Linked DNA regions of Homo sapiens: region 2 is linked to region 1. A link is an interaction called in ENCODE POLR2A ChIA-PET data of the cell type or tissue named here. Cell type or tissue: HepG2. All regions are shown on one strand. Links, peaks and the distances in the headings refer to the core of each region. The heading gives the core; the rest is flanking DNA. Region 1 overlaps RANBP3 (RAN binding protein 3). Region 2 holds the start of FUT5 (fucosyltransferase 5).

Region 1 (10,217 bases), core at 1,565-9,564:
TGTCCCCATAATCTCCATGAGACCAGTTGAAAGTTATAGAAATATATTCGAGTATTGAGAAAAGAACGGAGTCATCCAGGGTCCCACCGCCTTCCACTAGCTGGGCTGGAGAACCCGAGCATGCTATACACGGAGATCCGCAGAGGCATCACCTAGCAACTGCATGTTTGAGATCAGTTCCATTCCGTACCAAAGAATCAGTTGGAGGACAGACCTGACACGTCAGTGACAGATTTACCTTTGTGCTGTGGCACAGAACTGTTTATAATAATTTCTGAAAAAATAAATGACTTGAAGGGTTGTGATCGTGTCACCAGATTACAGGAGTTGCCACATTTTAATAGACTGTTATTTGTGTTGGCGAGATGCTTTCCATATTTTTTTCACAGGTAAGAAGATTAAGACATATCAGCCCAGGATTAAAGCTAATTTTATGCAAGTACCTTGCTGACAGTTTGGTCAGGAGTTCTCAATTGCTTTCTAGATGAGGGCATTTTCTTGGCAGGTATTGGAGTCATCAGTCAGGAGGCGAATAAACAGAAAAAGCAAAGATATTCCAGATTCTCTCTTATATGTGTTTTCCCAGGCCTACGTAGTTTCTTCTATTTAGTTTTAGCGGGAGATCCTCCATGACAGGCTGGAGACAGCCATGGGCTGGTGGGGAAGCAAAGCTTACTGTAAGGCAGGGCTGCCCTTGCTTCTTTGTAAATTATTCTCTGCAGCAGTGAGGAAAGAAAGTTTATACGGAAGAGGAGAGAGGCGGAGGCGAGAGTGTGTGTGTTGTCAGCTTAGATTCTGAATATATTACGCAAAGCATTCCAGGGCCGAACATTTGACAGATGAAGACAGAAAGCAGCTTGTGTCACCATTGAGTGTGTGCCTTGGAATGTGTCTTTGATCCTTGTCTTGACAACCTTAAAGGATTGCAGTCTTGTCGGGGATCAGCCATTGGGATAATCACACACTGTGTTGGCTGAGGCAGGTGGTCATGTGACCTGTGGGAAGCCTTTCACTGACCCCGGAACTCATGACTAGCCCCCTAGTTTGGTTCGTGCTCCTCCATAGGTGCTTATCCAGAACAGCAACTGACAGCTACTTTATTCCTGCTGTCATTTCTCTAAAGGGAAGAGTGTATGTGTTGTAGCTCTGAGGCCTACCTGCACAGAAAAGGTGAGAGGAAGCAAACTGGAGTCCAGGTAACTCCTCCCTTTTGCACACGTAGTTCTTGGCCAGCAGCGGAGTGGAGCGTGGCACTCAGGAGCATGGGCCGGGGCTTCAGAGTCGGCCCACCTGGCCCGAAGACCCGGGCCCACCTCCGACAGGTCGCTTGACCTGATTATCCGTTTCCTTTCCTGTGAAAGGATGTTGGTGTAAGCCACCTCCTAAGGTGGTTGTGGAGATTAGGTGACATGATGCAGATAAAACCTAACACATAAAGAAGTGCTCGAAGAACGCTGGCCACGTATATGAAACCATCACGCGTCTGGGAGACCCCATTTGTGGATGCCTTTGCTGTGCATATCATGGCAGAAACTAAGATAAGTCTAAGAGGTAAAACAGGATTCTACAACCCTTCTTCACCTGGAGCGTTGGGAAACTCACCTTTCTCCCCTGGGCCACCGCTGGGGTTCAGCCCAGCTCCTTGCTTTCTCCTTTCCTTGCTTGCAGTAGGCTGCAGAGACCTCACTCCTTTCCTTAAGTCTGGGAAGCCCCCACCACCCACCCTGTCCCAAGGGGCTCTACAGCACCCTCTCCCCTCCTTGCTGCCTCTGAAATAGACACAGAATTCATTTTGTCATCAAAGTTTTGCCACCAGTCAGTCTCTTGGCAGAAAAAATACAGATAAAACCTTTTTGAGTCCTGGTCCCTGGAGGCTGCTTGTAGAGGTGCTACCAGGAAGCCTGCTATTTAACTCTCACATGTGGGCTGTTGAAACCGCCCTCCTCCTTTCACCCTCCTTACTCTTTGAAGAGGCAGTATCTGGGCCCTTTCCCTAGATAAAGATGCTGTCCACCAAATTACAGAGGTGACTTCATCAGGGTTCAGGGTGAGGGTTTTATGGACTTCGCACACACACCCCCAAGCCACCTGGGTCCCAGATTGGTCATTTCTGCTTTAGAGGAAGGGCCCACCTCCTCAAGCCCCCCACCTCCTCAGAGACCTACTGCCCCCTGCAAGGAGAACAGTTCCTCTAGGGTCAGGAGGAAGCCTGTATCCCACCAGGGGAAGAGACCCCCTTCCACCAGGATCCCCACCTTCATCGCAGAGATCTTTGGCTCTTTCCTCAAAAAAGCTGTCATAGGAACTGCTTCAATTTGATTGGAGTTTCCTTCCTAGGAGCTTCTACACTGACACATGCAGGTATAAATGTGCAGACCTCAGACCCCAGGGAAGGGCGGAGGTGACCCCCCACCGTGCCACCCCCCCCCCCACCCTACCACCTCCACTTAGCTCCTCTTCCCCCAGGCTGCCCTGTTTTCCAGTCTGTCCCCAAGGCGTGTCCCAAGCATTAGCACAGTACTAGGCCCACTGCATGTGCCACCCTGACCTGGTTCCTCCAGCACTCCTCACTCTGCTGCCGTGTGCTTCCCGGTCATGTGGCCAAATGCTGCTTGTCCTTCTGTCCAGACAGCCCCTCTCCCAGCAGCATTCCCTGATTCACTCCCTTCACAGCCTCACTGGGTTGGAAGCCCCAGCTCTATGTTCCCAGGGCCTGCTGTGCCTCCCCTGTGTCATATGTTCAGATAAGGTGTGATGGGTGCTCTAGACAGACAGGGACGTGTCTCCAGAGGCCGACGCAGTGCTTAGTGCACAGTGGGTGCTGGGATGTGTGGAATTGCTGAGGGAATATTAGGATTGAATCTTTTCATCCTCTGTGCAGCTGGCAGAGTGGTTCCCAGGCTCAACTAGGTGGGACAGAGCACCCTGACAGCCATAGCCACGTGAGGATGACTGGGTGGAGGTGGGGGGGCAGGCCAAGCAGGTCTAAGGGGTTCCCAACATCTGGCAGAAGTTGGAAAGGAGAGCAGAGATGGCCAAGCTTCCTGTGCTGGGGCTGGCTTGCTTCTTAGCCTGTCTGTGCTCATCGCTGGGGCTGCAAAGACCAGGACCAGGACACCGGCCCTGTCCTGGGGAATCCCAGCTGGTCCCATTTTGCATCGGAGCCTCACAAGTGGGTTGAGGGTAGCAGGGGATGGGAGGGAGAGCCAGCACCGTGGGCCCGGATGCCAGCAGGGGCTCACTCCTTTCAGTTTCTGGCCAGGCCATCTTCCCTTGCTGTTTTCCTGGGGTACCAGGGGGCAGCAGGGGACTCTCCCTGGCCTGGGTCTGTGATCATCACAGGATCACAATTGTTGGGCTCAGGCTGGGTGCTGTCTGGGCATGTGAGCTGAGGAGGTTCGCAGGGTAGAGGATGCTAGATGGGACGAGGGTTCTGAATTCAGCAGCAGCCATGTGGGACTTGGTGCACAGTGCCCCTGAAGGCCATGGTGAGGCCAGAGAAGAAGTATGTGGTGGGCCAGAGCACTTCACACATTGTTTGAGGTGACTTGTGTCCAAGGAAGAGGGGCTCAGAATCTCCCCCGCTTCACACACCAGTGTTGTCCACAGTGGTCCTTGAAACGTCATTCTCAGGCCTCATTGTGGATGTCCCTGGAAATGGGGGGGACTCCCTAGTCAAATAACTTTGAGAAGCGTCTGGTCAAATGAGTTTCTTTCCTTTCTCTCTGTTTTTGAGACAAGGTCTCACTCTGTCACCCAGCCTGGAGTGCAGTGGCACGATCATGGCTCACTGCAGCCTCTAACTCCTGGGCTCAAGCAGTCCTCCCACCTCGGCCTCCCAAGTAGCTGGGACTACAGGAGTGCGCCACCATGCCTGGCTATTTGTTTGTTTTTTGTAGAAATAGGGTCTCATTATGTTGCCCAGACAGGTCTTCAACTCCTGGGCTCAAGTGATCCTCCCTCGTCACCCTCCCAAGTGCTGGGATTACAAACATGAGCCACTGTGCCTCGTATTGGTTTTCTAATCTCTTAATATACGGATGTGTAAAGTCAATCTCCAGACAGACTGCATTTTTTACAAACTAGGTTTCAACAGGGAGCATGTTACAGGACCAAAAACAAAAACAAAAAACCCAACCACTTGGTTGACAGATTCTGGGTCAAATAGTCTGCATTTGACTCCTATTTTAATATTAAAGGTCTTCATGGTGGGTCTCTAGAAATCTGCAGTGGTGATCTTCCCTTGACCTGTGAAAGAAAAGCTGGGCTAGGAATTGAAGCAGGTTGTTGAAGCCTCCCTACTTCTGGCCGCCTGTCCATTCCCCAAACTTGAGTTGGAGGTAGCGGTGTTCACACGCTGCTTCCTCACTGGTATAGCCAGAATCAGCCTGGTGATAGGGAATGGCTACGAACAGCAACCCGTGTGTCTGGTGGTCGGGGGCAGTGGGGCGGTCCTGCCTGGAATGGGGCTTGTGTGTCTTGTCTGTTTGCGATAGCCGTGCTGATTTGCAGTTGATCAACCTTTGGCCTGAGTAGAAATGCAGCGTGAGTAACTGACGCTCTGTGTTTTGGGTGCAGATGTGACTAAAGCTCATTTCTACATGTTAGTGCAGTGGCTGGGTCAGTCATGAATGCCAGACCTGCCATCAGCAGGGGTCCCAATGGGCCGAGATGGGCCAAGTTCATCTCCTATTGCTGTATCCTCTTGGTTCCGTTCCTCTGGAGAGCCCTGACCATGGCTCCCTGGGTCCTTGTCCTTGCGGCGTGTGACATTTCATTCACCCTCTAACTGCCGGTTGAGTGCCTGTTAAGTGTGAGGCTCTGTGTTTGGCACTGAGAATACAGAGAGAAACGGAACAGACGAGGCCCCACTTTCTAGAACTTACATCTAGGGGTAGATGCTGTCACCACACACCCCTCTGGGAGTGCCAGGGCTCCACAGTGCCTGGTCACCAAGTGCAAACACGCCCCTCCCTTTCAGTCAGATGTTTTCTCCTGAAGCGTCTGCCCTCAGCTTCCTGTTCTCCACTCTTCCTGTGGCGCCCTGCACAGAATGAGGGCTTAGTAAATATTTGTGAGTACGTAGCAGCTGGTGTTGTGTAGATGAATGACAGAGAGAGGGCCTAGTTCAAACACTCATTGCAGGGTGTTGATGCGGTGTACGCTGGGTGATAGGCTGTTTCAGCTGCTGTGGCCGTGGTCTCCGCGTGCCCCGTGGCAGGATATAAGGCCTGCTCGGGAGGGAGTGCAGCAGGGCAGGCACGCCTCTCACAGTGGGAGCTTCCTGAAGGAGATGGTGTCTGTGCAGGAGTAAGCACTGGCCATGGAAAACAAGGGGAACCACGCGCTCTTGGTAGTGGGACTAAACCAAGCAGAAGTCCAGAAGTGCACCCTAAGTGTGGGACGTGCAGCGACAGCGGGCTTTTCAGTGCCACCACAGTGGGAGGTGGAGGGTGAGTGGCTGGATGTGGCCTGTCTCAAGGTGCTCAGCCTCTAGTCTGTGGGAGACACTGCAGTTTTGTTTTGTTTTGTTTTGTTTTGTTTTGTTTTGAGACAGAGTTTCACTCTTGTTGCCCAGGCTGGAGTGCAATGGCACCATCTCAGCTCACTGCAACCTCTGCGTCCCAGGTTCAAGTGATTCTCCTGCCTCAGCCTCTTGAGTAGCTGGGCTTACAGGTTGCGCCACCACGCCTGGCTCAGTTTTTGTATTTTTAGTAGAGAAGGGGTTTCTCCATGTTGATCAGGCTGGTCTCGAACTCCCGACCTCAGGTGATCCTCCCGCCTCGGCCTCCCAAAATGCTGGGATTACAGGCATGAGCCACTGTGCCCGGCCGACACTGCAGTTTTTGTTTTGTTTTGTTTTGTTTTGTTTTGAGATGGAATCTCGCTCTGTCACCCAGGCTGGAGTGCAGTGGCGCAACCTTGGCTCACTGCAAGCTCAGCCTCCCGAGTTGCTGGGACTAAAGGCACCTGCCACCACGCCCGGCTAATTTTTTGTATTTTTAGTAGAGACAGGGTTTCACCGTGTTAGCCAGGATGGTCTCAATCTCCTGACCTCGTGATCCCCCCACCTCGGCCTCCCAAAGTGCTGGGATTACAGGTGTGAGCCACCGCGCCCGGCCAACACTGCAGTTTTAAGTGTGTGTTTCATGATAGTGCTTCTGGCTGCTCTGTGGAGGCCAGATCTAAGGGAGTGAGAGTAGAGGCAGAGAAGGAAAGGAGGGCTGAATGGTGGCAGGGGTGGGTACAGGAACAAGAGATGGGAGGCAATTGTGGAGGATCTGATTGGACTCCACCCTGGCTTTCTGTTCTCTGGGTGGCTCCTTTCAGAGCTTGACCCTCACGTCCCCTTCCATAGCCTCCCTCTGTCTCCAGCTGGGTCACATGTCCAGGCACAGGACAGGGTTGCTCCATCAGAGGGGCCCTCTCCTGGCCCATGCCCCTCAGCCCTGCCGTGTGTCCAGAAGGCTCCGGGCAGCACCTTGGCACCACAGCCTGCCCAGGCCTCCCATAGTTACTCAAATAGCTGCAGTCCCTTCCGTGCACCTGCAGATCCACCGACACGGTTCTCAACACCAGCGCGCACTCCTCTCCCATCCAAATGGTTCTCTCTCTTCTAGCCCTTCCTTACTAGCCTGGCACCAAGTGTCTTCGCCTCACATTTTCACTAATGTCCTCCTTCCCTCCCCCTTCATGAAGTGTTTGTTGAATCCATAAAGTGTGCCAAGTACTGTTCTCAGGCCATGGGGTACCCAGGGGAACAAAGCAGTCTCGGATCTTATGGAGTTTATATCTTAATGGGTGAGACAGACCATAAACCCATCAATATGGAGTGGATCAGGCAGTGACACTTGCTGTGAAGAGAAAGAAAGCATCTTAGCGTCACTTTGAGGCCTGTCCAAGGTCTCTTCCACAGATGCTGGAGTGCAGCATGTGTGTAATTCAGTCTGCAGTGGCTGGACCGCGCCTCTCTCAGGCCAGAGTCTGTTAGCGACAAGGGGCAGAAATCGAGCTCAAACTGGCTTAAGCAAAAATCAGCACTGATTGGCTTCACTGAAAAGTCTGGGGGCAGAGTTAGCTTTGGGCCAAGCTTGACTCAGGGCCGAACACAGGCCAGATTTAGTCTTCCCCCTCCCTCTGTGACTCTGCTACCTCTGGTTGGCTCTGGTCCAAGGCCCCTCTCGGTGACATGGGATTGCTGGCAGCCTCAGGGTCATTCACCAGCAGCTCAGCAGCCCCAGGATCTCCAGCGAAAGGCCTGGCCTTGTTCATGTGCCATGTGTTAGACGATGCATGCGGGACTCTTCTTGTCAGGCCTGGAGCTGGGGCTGAGCTTGGCTCCATCTGAACTGGGGGACAGGGGGACGAGGGGTGGGTAGCTCCCTAAAGAAAATGGGGTTGGAGAGTGCCAAGCTGGCTCAAACCCTGGCTCCTTCCTGTGCATCTTGTCACCTGGCAGCTGGCAGGGAGGCAAATGCAGAGGTCAGGGCTGGGCTTGTGGGGTACAGGCGTGGCACCGGAAGACCTCTAGGATCCTGGTGGCACACATGGTGTGGATACGCTGCTGCTCTGTCCCAGAGTCCCCCAGCATTCCTTTGACATCATTTATTGCCTGGCATAGGTGCATTCATTCACGTTTGTCAAGCAGCACCTGTGTGCTGTGTTGGCAAGAAGTCTGCTTAGGGAAACCTGGAAGTCTGGTTGGAGACCCCTCTGACCTCCCCTGCTCCCTTGTAGCCCCTGGGTCTCGCGCACGCCACTCACTCCAGTGTTTGCCTTGGCTGTACACGGTGAATCAGACCCTGGTGTGCCGAGGCTTCGGGGAGCATGGTGGGGGGAATGTCACCATCAGTGGGCTGCCTGGCTGTGGACTGATGCCCCAAGGTCAAGACCAGAGTCTGTCCTGCGTCTGCAGGAGTGGGATGGTGTCTGTTTGGTCATCTTGGTGCTGTCCCTTTCTCTCCACCTCAGTCACTACCCACCTGGTCTCCCCACAGCCACTCTCACTCCCTTCCCCAAACTGTTTGCTTTCAACCTAAACCAACCCCAGGCATCCCCTTGCCTTTTATGACATTTCCCCAGCAAGTCAGCATGCCCACCGCCTGCCCCTGGCCCCATCACCCCGCAAGCTGTGACTTCAAGCTGCTGCTGCTCTCCCTTCCAGCTCTTCTTGAGACCCCAGCACAGCCCCCTCTTCTCAGGGACCTCCCCTGGACTCCAGAGCAGACCAGGTCAATGCCCAAGCAGAGTGCCTTCGTCGTGATCATGGGCAGCACATGCTTCCTGGGTAATGCCTGGCTCCCCACGACCGGGGTCGGGGGGCCTGCGAAGGCAGGGCTCTTCCCAAACCCTGCTCAACGCGGAGGCACCAGTGCGCAGCCCGCAGCCCACAGCAGGCATTCACCAGAGTCACAGCTGCTCTTGCTTGGCCTCCACGCTAGGCCCTCAGTGCCCTGAATGGTGAAAGAGGCCCTGGGAGCACCCCCAGAGTTCATCAAAGTGCATGCAGGCCCAAGGCCATGAGGCAGGTGTGGTCTGCGCCTCCTCGTGGGGTCGAGGCAGTCCTCATCTGTGCTTCCTGTGCGGGCAGCAGGGCCTCCTGGGCTGCCACCCACTCCGGGGCTGAGTGGCACAGGGCTGTGGATCTGGCTGCCCCTGGGTAGGAGACAGATGGTGTTGCGTGGGCATTACAGGCCGCCTTGCTCTTGTCCCATCAAGTGACAGAACACCCCAGAGTGTTTCTTCCTTCAGCCGCTGTGCAAGATGGACTCTCAGGCCTCTAGCAACTCCAGACATCCTTTCCTCCCAACCAGCACTCACTTAGAGATCCAGGTTGAGCGTTAGGATTCTTCTACCAGAACTGTCTGCAAACAGCGCGAGCGGTGGCCCTTTTTTTTGCCCTCTGGCCTGTAAACTTTAAAAAGCTAAATTAGTCTCTAACATTTGCAATTCAGGAGGTGCCACATTCCTGCAAGGTCACAGTTCATGGCGCCAAATAGCGCTGCCACACTCTCCGCTGCTCTCCCACTCCCATTTACACGCCCGCTCTCAGTGAGTCTTGAAAACTCCTTATTGATGATAAATGCATACAGCAGAGGGCACACGTCACATCATTCTGGGTGCATTTCACAAACCCAGCACACCTGTGCCTCCAGGCATCCGAGTCAAGACGCTGTTCTAAGTGATTTGATGTTCTCTGGAGTTACTAGTTTCATTTATATATATGTTTAACATATTACAAACAAGTGTAGCTTTGTTTACTGTATGCATATAGTGTTGGGGGGAAAAAAACTAATTTTTCTTTTTGCAGAAAAGCCTGCCATTGCTCCGCCCGTCTTTGTGTTTCAGAAGGATAAAGGACAAAAGGTAAGGGGCCGGTACGTTCTCTCTTCACTTCGTTACTCTAATTTGTTCTCTCTTTACTGAGAGTCTCTTTTCCAGGTCGCATTGCCAAGGCCACTTCTGCCCACAGACGGGGAGACCTAAGCAGAGGCCTTTACACTTTCACGTTGAGCTTGGAGGGAAAAGGCTTGGTGGCTTTAGGTTACCGTGGAGAGAGGTTAGGATGGGTCTGTTGTGGAAAGGGCTCAGAGAGTACAGTTTGTTGAAACGGTATTAGAAAGCTTCTTCCTAATTCCTGATGATTTGTTTGAGAAATGCCACTGTACCTTAGGAAAACCAACAGCAGAGGGACAGTAGGGGGCAAAGGGAGGAGGGAAGGTGGGGAGGGAGTCAGGGAGGGAGGGAGGGAGGGGAAGGAGGAGAGCAATGGTGGTTACAGGGGAAACAAGACCTTTAAGCCTGGATTTATTGGCCCTAACGAGCTGGGCGTACGTGCATTTAGAGTAATTGTTCATTTGTTTGCATTATATATTTATCCCGTGTCCATGAGGCTGCTTCTCCCTTGGATTCAGGGTGTCTGGGTCGCAGTGTGGTTGGAAGTACCTCGCCTGATTCATGGCGATGAGCTGGCAGCCTGTGGAAGGTCTGATTGGTGTGGCAACAGGGTTCTGTGATAAGACAACGATGGGTGCTATTTACCTTGAAGCCATCGGCTTCTCTCCCTGACAGATCGGTGTGGATGGTCAGAGTTTTGTCAGAAGTTAGTTGGTGCTGTGTGGCAGTGACTCCTCAGCTTGCATGGGGACCCTCACTGTTTATCCAGAAATAATGTGTGGTCCCTCCCCACTGATGCCCAGCGACGGCACTCCCCACCT
Region 2 (9,849 bases), core at 1,822-9,821, 90 kb after region 1:
CTGACGCCCAGAGAAGTTGAGGAACTCATCCAAGGCCACACAGCTGCCAGAGGTGAAAGTCGGTTTTCTGAAGATCTCAGGGTCAAGAACTCCAAAGTCAGGCAAGTCCCCCATAGAGCCCTGCTCCACCACTTAGGGGCTGCAGGTGGCTTCTGACTGTAAGTGAGGATATCTGGAACATTCTAGTGTTGGGGGAAATTGCTGCTCTCTGGAGAATGCCATGGGGGACCTGGTGGTGCAGGGTGGTGGTGACTCCCAGGTGCTATCTAAGCCTCGGTTTCCCCATCTGTACAGTGGACATGCAGAGGTGCCTGTGATGGCTCCCCCAGGCCCAGGTAGAAGGGTGGAGGGGCATAGGGTGGGGAAGGTGTGGGGGGCCTGAAGAGTCTCTGCTAAGCCCCCTGGTGACTCCGGGCCTGAGCCAGCCTTGCTGGGCCCATCACTCACCTGCCACACACACCACCCACCTGGGCCCCTCTCCCCACCACCTGGCTGCAAGCCAGGGGTCCTGGGAGGGGGATGGGGCCCTCGGCAGGCCAGGCCAGGGCTTCCTAACAGGCTGGGGCAGGCCCAGTCCCCAGGGGGTAAGAGGTGTGGGGACAGGCTGCTCTGTCCCCTGATGCCCCTGGAGCCCCCGTGGTCTCCGCCTCTCCCTGAGCTGATGTCAGAGTGAACAGCTCCCTTTCCCAACTTCTCTTTCTCTCCCTCTGGAATTTCCTCTGAGGCTTAGAGGGACATGGAAACCCTCCTTGGGTTCCACAAGGGCAGAAGACCAGCCACCTGGCCAACATTGGGGGACCCTGGCCTGCCCCCTCTGGAACACCAGCACTGCCCTCAACCCCCCATTGTCTCCCCATGTGCCCCAGATCTCACATGTGGTTCATGGTGCACCCAGCCCAGCCTATGGGGCCTTCTCCCTCCTCCTGAGCGGCAGCTGCCCTTGGCTCCCAGCCCTTAGGCCCCAAGGGGAGAGAAATTTCCAGCAGGCTGACAGCTTTATCACCCACCCAGCCCAGGCTGAGGGAGGAGCTGGGGTGTCCAATGAAGACCAGGACCCCAACGAGGGGCACAGATGGCCTCACCGCACCCCCCAAGCAAGTCTCAGCTCATCTGAGCCAGAGGGAAGAGATCCTCGCGGCCTGAGCCTAGAATCAGGGGCACGGGTGGTTGGAGGAGCCAGTAGAAAGGATGATCTGGCTGGGAGGGCAAGAGAGCCCCTATCTGGGGAGGCTCCCTGGAGGAGCTGTTTTCACCGAGCCCTGAAGGATGACTGGGAATTAAGCAGGAGGCAGGGGGCAGAGAGTACAGCTGTCCAACTGAAGACAGCCTGGTGCGATTGAGACTCCCAGTGACTTGAGTAGTGAGCGCCCTCTCTCAGGACCTGTCTTCACATCCACAGGACAGCTGTGTGGGATGGAAGCGTTGCCGGTCCAGGCTTGGCTGGGGCTCCAGGACAAAGTCACACCAAGACTGAGAGCCCCATGAGTTATGTTTTTTTGGGTTTTTTTCTTTTTGTGATGGAGTCTCACTCTGTCACCCAGGCTGGAGTGCAGTGACCCAATCTTAGCTCACTGCAAACCTCTGCCTCCCGGGTTCAAGTGATTCTCCCGCCTCAGCTTCCAGAGTAGCTGGGATTACAGGTGTGCACCACCACACCCGGCTAATTTTTGTATTTTTAGCAGAGACGAGGTTTCACCATGTTGGCCAGGCTGGTCTCAAACTCCTGACCTCAGGTGATCTGCTCACCTCGGCCTCCCAAAGTGCTGGAATTATGAGTGTGAGCCACTATACCCAACTTCTATGAGTTATGTTTTAATCAGTCACAGACAATGCCCCCAGCGAGGACATGAACAGAGAACAGACTCAGGTCATCCCTTCTGGAAATGGCTTGCCTGGGAGACCGCAGTCCCTGGCCCAGCCCTGGCCAGTCGATCCTCCCCACTGGCCTGGGCCTGGCTGGGAACTGAGACGGTGAAAGTCTGGGGCAGCATGAAACGGCCTCCTGGAAATTATTTCTAGAACAGGGAAGTCGTGATACCTGAAGGTGAAATGTGGGCTCTGTCACCTCTGTACCCAGCTTGGGAGTGACAGAGTTTAAGGACATCCTCTGTCAAAGACATCCTTCCACATCCTTTCTCTTCTGCATTCCAGGAAACTTACCTGGCTCCTTGGACTTCTACACTGCCCTGCAGGAGTGGGCGGGGAAAGGGAGTGGCTTTGAGGCACACAGAAGGGCTTGGTGAGGCCACCAGAGTGGGGCCTGTGCCTAGTGTGTCAGAAGAGAGCATCTCAGGACGGGTGTGGGGGCTCCCGCCTGTAATCCCAGCACTTTGGGAGGCTGAGGTGGGCTGATCACTTGAGGTCAGGAGTTCGAGACCAGCCTGGCCAACATGGTGAATCCCCATCTCTAGTAAAAATACAAAAATTAGGTGGGCATGGTGGCGGGTACTTGTAATCCCTGCTCCTGAGGCTGAGACAGGTGAATCTCTTGAACCCAGGAGGCAGAGGCTACAGTGAGCCAAGATCATGCCACTGCACGCCAACCTGCACTCCAGCCTGGGCAACAGAGCAAGGCTATCTCAAAAAAGAAAAGAGAGCATCTCAAACCACACATCAACATGGTAACCCCTCTGCTTGAAGCCTCCAATGGCTCCCTATTGCCCTGGTGCTGAACACCCCATGGCTGACCGTGGCCTGGCCTCTGCGACAGCTCTGCCTCTTCTCCCATGGTGAAGACCCAGCCTGCTGAGACTCCCCCCAGTTCCTCCAACGTGCCTGGACCTCTGCTCCCTCGGGGCCTTTGCATAGGTTGTTCCCTCTACCCAGAATGCTTTTCCCTCCCCGTTTTGTTTAGAAGGCCACAGTTTTAATTGTTAGTTCCCTTATAAGGCTCGCGTATTGTCGGTGACTCACCCTCCAGCTCCTTGCAGGAGTGCTTGGCCTGGCACTTAGTAAGTGCTTAGGAAATATTTGTGGTTCTGTGTTTTTTTTGTGAGACAGAGTCTTGCTCTGTTGCCCAGGCTGGAGTGCAGTGGCTTGATCTCAGCTCACTGCAGCCTTTGCCTCCTGGGTTCAAGTGATTCTCATGCCTCAGCCTCCTGAGTACCTGGGATTACAGGCATGCACCACCATGCCCGGCTAATTTTTTTTTTTTTTTTTTTAGTAGACATGGGGTTTCACCATGTTGCCCAGGCTGGTCTTGAACTCCTGACCTCAGGTGATCCGCCTGCCTCGGCCTCCCAAAGTGCTGGGATTACAGGTGTGAGCCACTGTGCCTGGCCTTCAGGAAATATTTGCTGATGAACTAAGTGGGAGGTGGGATCTGGTGGGAAGGAAGGCGGGAAGGTGGAAATTCTGCTCACTTCCCCATTCCCACCTCCCAAGGAACCCCTGGTGTCCCTATGGAACCCACTTTGGGAACCAGTGGTTCAGGTCAGCCTTTTCCCTTTGTGCTCAAAGCCGCATTGCATTGAGGCCACCGGTAGGACCAGGGTCATGACCTAGGCCTCCAAATCCCTGCACCCTTTCCAATTCTACAGCAGGGATTAGAGGAGACACACAATTTGCTTTCAGAGGATGTCCCAGCTCCAGGACAGGACACACTGGGTCACCTGATGGCAGGTGCAGTGGTTGGACAGAGCCTGGCTTCAGCTCCAGGTATACTTCCTCCTTCCTGCTGCTACCTGGTCTGGCCTCTTCCACGTCCTGAGAATCCAGCTGGTACTCTGTCCTCAGCCTCCTGGGAGGTGCTCTCATCCTGGGCATGCTGCCCCCGCCATCCAGGGAGAGAGTCTTGGGGCACCTTTATCCCCAACCCAGAAATCACGGGAGACCTCGTAGGAAAGGCGTCCTGGCTCCGTTTGTTCCCACCTCAGCGCCGGTCCTGTCTGCTGTGATTCAGGATGCAGCTGGATGGGCACAGAATCCCCGGAGAAGGGTCTGCAGGCTGTGCAGTGGCCTGGAATTTGGCCAGCAGGCCCTAGTCGCAGGCAGGGGTCTTTCTGGGTGCTGCATGTAGTGGGATGGAGGAGGGGATGGAAGGTTCTGGCTGATTCGCCAAACCAGGAGGAACTGGGCATGCTTTTTTTGGGGGGGACGGAGTCTCACTCTGTCACCCAGGTTGGAGTACAGTGGCGCCATCTTGGCTCACTGCAACCTCCACCTCCCTGATTCAAGCAATTCTCTGGCCTCAGCTTCCTGAGTAGCTGGGATTACAGGTGCCCACCACCATGCCTGGCTAATTTTTTTTTTTATTTTTAGTAAAGACGGGGTTTCACCATGTTGGCCAGGCTGGTCTTGAACTCCTGACCTCAGGTGGTCCACCCGCCTCAGCCTCCCAAAGTGCTGGGATTACAGGCATGAGCCACTGTGTCCAGCCCAGGCATTCTTTTTCTAGAAAAAAATATCTTGGGTTCAACTTGGGTGGGACCTCAGCCCTGACCACCCCTGAATTACCCATTTTCCCCAATCTACCCTTCTTTTTTTTTTTTTTTTTTTTTTTTTTTTTAAAATTGAGATGTCGTCTCGCTCTGTTGCCCAGGCTCCTGTGCAGTGGTGTGATCTCAGCTCACTGCAACCTCCACCTCCCAAGTTCAAGCAATTCTCTGTCCTTGGCCTCCCAAAGTGCTAGGATTACAGGTGTGACCCACCACACCTGGCCCCAATCTACCCTTCTATACCTCGTTAAAATATACTTCACTGTCTCCTAAGAGGGGCTGCCATGAACCCAGGGCCCATGTAATTCCATCTTAATATCAATTACTTTATAAAAATTAACCTGTGCCTGGCTGGGCGCAGTGGCTCACACCTGTAATCCTAGCACTTTGGGAGGCCGAGGCGGGCGGATCATGAGGTCAGGAGATCAAGAGCATCCTGGCTAACACGGTGAAATCCCGTCTCTACTAAAATACAAAAAATTAGCCGGGCCCTGTAGTCCCAGCTACTCGGGAGGCTGAGGCAGGAGAATGGCGTGAACCCAGGAGGCGGAGCTTGCAGTGAGCCAAGATAGTGCCACTGCACTCCAGCCTGGGCAACAGAGCGAGACTCCGTCTTAAAAATAAAAATTAACCTGTGCCTGAGGCTCTAGAGTCCAATGGTACAAAGCAGTAATTGGTCAAAGTTCAACCTCCCTCCCACTCTGGGCTCGGACTGTGCCCTGAGGGCTTGTGTTTTGAATCTCTTTCCAGAACCTTGGCATGAGCTTGGGACTGGGTGTCTGGATCACTTCATCACACCCAGGTCACCTGCTGCAAGGTTAAGACCAACTTGGCCCAACAGAGAAAGCTGGCAACCCTACATCATTTTAAAACAGCTTCATCGGCTGGGCGTGGTGGCTTATGCCTGTAATCCCAGCACTTTGGGAGGCCAAGGCGGGTGGATCACTTTAGGTCAGGAGTTCGAGACCAGCCTGGCTAACGTGGTGAAACCCCGTCTCTACTAAAAATACAAAAATTAGCTGGGCATTGTGGTGTGTGTCTGTAATCCCAGCTACTTGAGAGGCTAAGGCAGGAGAATCACTTGAACGCAGAGGTGGAGGTTGCAGTGAACTGAGATTGTGCCACTGCACTCCAGCCTGGGCAACAGAGCAAGACTCAGTCTCAAAAATAAATAAACGGTTTCATCAGGATGTAATTCACATACCATACAGTGAGCCAACTTAAGGTGTACAAGTAAATAAGTCAATGGTTTTTGGTGTGTTACCTTTTTTTTTTTTTGAGACGGAGTCTCACTCTGTCGCCCAGGCTGGAGTGCAGTGGTGCTATCTCAGCTCACTGCAAGCTCCGCCTCCCGGGTTCACACCATTCTCCTGCCTCAGCCTCTCAAGTAGCTGGGACTACAGGCGCCCGCCACCACGCCTGGCTAATTTCTTTTTGTATTTTTAGTAGAGGTGGGGTTTCACCATGTTAGTCAGGATGGTCTCAATCTCCTGACCTGGTGATCCGCCCGCCTTGGCCTCCCAAAGTGCTGGGATTACAGGTGTGAGCCACCGCGCCCAGCCACCTTATTTTTAAATTGTAATTCCATATATCCATACATATATGTATAACATAAACTTCACCATTTAGGCTTTTTTTTTTTTTTTATGAGAGAGAGTTTTGCTCTTGTTGCTCACTGCAGCCTCTGCCTCCTGGGTTGAAGTGAGTCTTCTGCCTCAGCCTCTTGAGTAGCTGGGATTACAGGTGTGCACCACCATGCCCAGCTAATTTTTATATTTTTAGTAGAGACGGGGTTTCACCATGTTGGCCAGGCTTGTCTCGAACTCCTGACCTCAGGTGATCCTCCCGCCTCAGCCTCCCAAAGTGCTGGGATGACAGGCGTGAGCCACCGCACCTGGCGCATTTAGGCATTTTTAAGCATACAATTCAGTGGCATCGCGTGCAGTGTTGTGCAACCATCACTCCAGCATCTTTCCAAAACTTTCATCACCCCAAACAGAAACTCTGGACCCGTTAAACAAACATTCTCCCCTCTCCAGCCTCCAGTCACCTCTGTTCTACTTCCTGTCTCTGTGGATCGGCTCGTCCTGGACATTTCCCAGAAATGGGATCACACACTGTGTGGCATTTTGTGTCTGGCTTCTGTCATTGAATGTGATGTCCTCAGCCTTCATCCACGCTGTGGCCTGTGTGGGAGCCTCGCTCCTTTTCTTTTTTTTGAGACAGAGTCTTGCCCTGTTGCCCAGGCTGGAGTGCAGTGGCGCAATCTTGGTTCACTATAAGCTCTGCCTCCCGGGTTCAAGCAATTCTCCTGCCTCAGCCTCCCAAGTAGCTGGGATTACAGGCATGTGCCACCATGCCGGCTCTTTTTTTTATATCTTTAGTAGAGACAGGTTTTCTCTTTTTTTTTGAGACGGAGCCTCACTCTGTCACCCAGGCTGGAGTGCAGTGGCACAATCTCGGCCCACTGCCAGTTCCGCCTCCTGGGTTCACACCATTCTCCTGCCTCAGCTTCCCAAGTAGCTGGGACTACTGGCGCCCACCACCATGCCCAGCTAATTTTTTTGTATTTTCCATAGAGACTGGGTTTCACCGTGTTAGCCAGGATGGTCTTGATCTCCTGACCTCGTGATCTACCTGCCTCGGCCTCCCAAAGTGCTGGGATTACAGACATGAGCCACCTCGCCCAGCCTTTTCATGGCTGAGTGATATTCCATTGTGTGGATGGATCACACTAGGTATATTTGTTCTTCTATTGATGGACATCTGGGTAGTTTCTACCTTTGGGCTGTTTGTTCTGTTGTGAGTCAGGCTGCTGTGACCATGGGTGTACAAGTATCTGTTTGCGTCCTTTTGTTGTTAATTCTTTGGGGCTTCTACCTAGGAGGGAGATTGCTGGTGATGTGATAAGTATCTCTCAGGCTTTTCAAGGAAGCACCAAACTGTTTTCTACCCCGAATGTAATTTACAATTTCCCAGCAATAGGCCAGGCACAGTGGCTCACGGTGACTCCATCTCAAAAAATAATAATAATTTTAAAAAGAAAGAAAGAAAGAAAACTTCCCAGCAACCACATTAAAAAAGAATACCAGGAAATTTAATGTTTTTCTTTTTCTTTTTTTTTTTTTTTTTTTTTGAGATGGAGTTTAGCTTTTGTTGTCCAAGCTGGAGTGCAGTGGCGCAATCTCAGCTCACTGCAACCCCCGCCTCCCGGGTTCAAGCAATTCTGCCTCAGCCTCCCGAGTAGCTGGGATTATAGGCATGTGCCAGCACCTGGCTAATTTTTTGTATTTTTAGTAGAAACAGGGTTTCGCCATGTTAGCCAGGCTGGCCTCGAACTCCTGACCTCAGGTGATCCACCCAATATTGCTGGTATTACAGACGTGAGGCACCACATCCGGCCAATTTAATTTTAATGATATATTTTATTTCACCCAATACATCCAAAGCGTTATTTCAATATGTAATTAATGTAGAAAATCATTAATGAGCTACTTCACATCCTTTCTTTCATACTAAGAAATAACAATCGTATGGAAATTTGACACCATAAGCACCTCTCTTTTTAGGCACTAAATTTTGGGTAGCAATGGTGACATGGTTTCTACCAAAACAATACTGTTGTGTTTGGTGGGAAAAAAAAATTTATTTAGGCCGGGTGTGGTGGCTCACACCTGTAATCCCAGCACTTTGGGAGGCCGAGGCAGGTGGATCATTTGAGGCCAGGAGTTCAAGACCAGTCTGACCAACATAGTGAAACCCTGTCTCTACTAAAAATACAAAAATTAGCCGGGCATGGTGGTACCCACCTGTCATCCCAGCTACTCAGGAGGCTGAGGGACAAGAATCACTTGAATCTGGGAGGCAGAGGTTGCAGTGAGCCAAGTCTCAAAAGTAAATTTAAAAAAAAAAAAAAAAAAAAAAGGCTGGGCATGGTGGCTCACACCTGTAATCCCAGCACTTTGGGAGGCCCAGGCAGGCGGATCACGAGGTCAGATGGAGACTATCCTGGCTAACATGGTGAAACCCCATCTCTACTAAAAACAAAAAAAAATTAGCCGGGCATGGTAGCGGGCACCTGTAGTCCCAGCTACTTGGGAGGCTGAGGCAGGAGAATGGCATGAACCCGGGAGGTGGAGCTTGCAGTGAGCCGAGATCATGCCACTGCACTCTAGCCTGGGCGACAGAGGGAGACTCCGTCTAAAAAAAAAAAAATTAGCTGGGCATGGTGGCGCTTGCCTGTAATCCCAGCTCTTCTGGAGGCTGAGGTGGGAGGATCATTTGAACCTGGGAGGTTGAGGCTTCAGTAAGCTGAGATCATGCTACTGCACTCCAGCCTGGGTGACAGAGGAAGATGCTGTGTTATAAATTTATTATTGTTATTATTTGAGACAGAGTCTCATTCTGTCACCCAGGCTGGCGTTCAGTGGTGTGATCTCCGCTCATTTCAAGTGATTTTCCTGCCTCAGCCTCCCAAGTAGCTGGGATTACAGGCACCACCACCACATCCGGCTAATTTTTGTATTTTTTAGTAGAGACAGAGTCTTGCCATGTTGGCCAGGCTGGTCTTGAACTCCTGACCTCAGGTGATCTGCCCGCCTTGGCCTCCCAAAATGCTGGGATTACAGGCATGAGCCCTCACGCCTGGCCTATAAAATTTTTTTTAAATATGCTGTTCAGTTTTTAGATGTACATTTAAAACTGTAAACAGTCCACCCTGGCATCCAAGCCTCACCTCACCCATCACAAAGCATGGTTCGGGTTCCCTCCTCCTCCTCCGGTCGCCCTCTTAGCCTCTTTGAAGGTTTTTCTTCTCAGGCTTCCCAGACCCAGTGCCTACACTCTGAGGGCCCTGGGCTCCCTCCAGTTCCGTGCTGGGTGTCTCCAGAACAAGCGGGGTTCCATGTCTTCCCTGAAAGCCTGCTCCTCCCTGGGGCCCCAGATCCCCCCACTCCCTGCCTGGTCAGCCCCTGCCTCTCCTGAGTCTTCACACCTGCCCATTCTCCCTCCTATCCTCCCCACCTCTCCCCAGCCTCAGCCTCTCCCCCAGGACGGGGACAGTGTGTCTGAGGGCCAGAGGGGTTAACTTTGAGTGTCTGTTGATTGAAAGACCAAGTGAATAGAAAATCAAGCCTAAACTGGAAGCCCTGAGCACTTCCTTTTCTTTGTCTGCAAACTGCTCAGGTGTCTCACCCCGCCAGGCTTTGGCACTGGCTCTTTCCTCATCCAACGGACACCCTTTCCCTCAACTCCTACCTTATCTGGAGAACTCTTATGTTACCTGCAAAACCTAATCCCATCGTACCCTTCCCTGTCAGAGTTATAAATTCAATCCTCAACTCAGGGGTACTGGGGGCATTTATGACAAGCTGTGTCATAAATTATAACAGCTTCTCTCAGGACACGTGGCCAG

Evidence for each region. ChIA-PET counts read pairs that join two places held together with the same protein. Peaks named below come from ENCODE experiments on the same cell type or tissue, not always from the same donor. Only the 100,000 strongest peaks of a DNase experiment are listed, where the experiment ranks them.
Region 2: POLR2A ChIA-PET joins it to region 1 with 5 read pairs; 2 of 35 experiments call an interaction of 5 or more read pairs at or near these places.

What each region holds. Positions count from the first base shown.
Region 1 is chr19:5,957,067-5,967,283 of GRCh38, reverse strand. RANBP3 (RAN binding protein 3) reads left to right here. Exons shown (of 17, transcript NM_007322.3): 2 at 9,311-9,366. Among named protein-coding and RNA genes, the nearest start is that of RANBP3, 16 kb to the left of the region's middle. RefSeq lists enhancers at 2,708-3,258, 3,259-3,810, 3,944-4,591, 5,186-5,405, 5,889-6,538 and 3 more and a silencer at 4,866-4,915. In HepG2, for the core only: no CTCF peak of the experiment used is centred there; DNase peaks (open chromatin) are centred at 4,513, 5,043 and 7,143; H3K4me3 peaks cover 1,049 bases.
Region 2 is chr19:5,867,790-5,877,638 of GRCh38, reverse strand. FUT5 (fucosyltransferase 5) reads left to right here and starts at 7,099. Exons shown (of 2, transcript NM_002034.2): 1 at 7,099-7,174. RefSeq lists an enhancer at 6,347-6,641. In HepG2, for the core only: no CTCF peak of the experiment used is centred there; DNase peaks (open chromatin) are centred at 5,148, 6,458 and 7,248.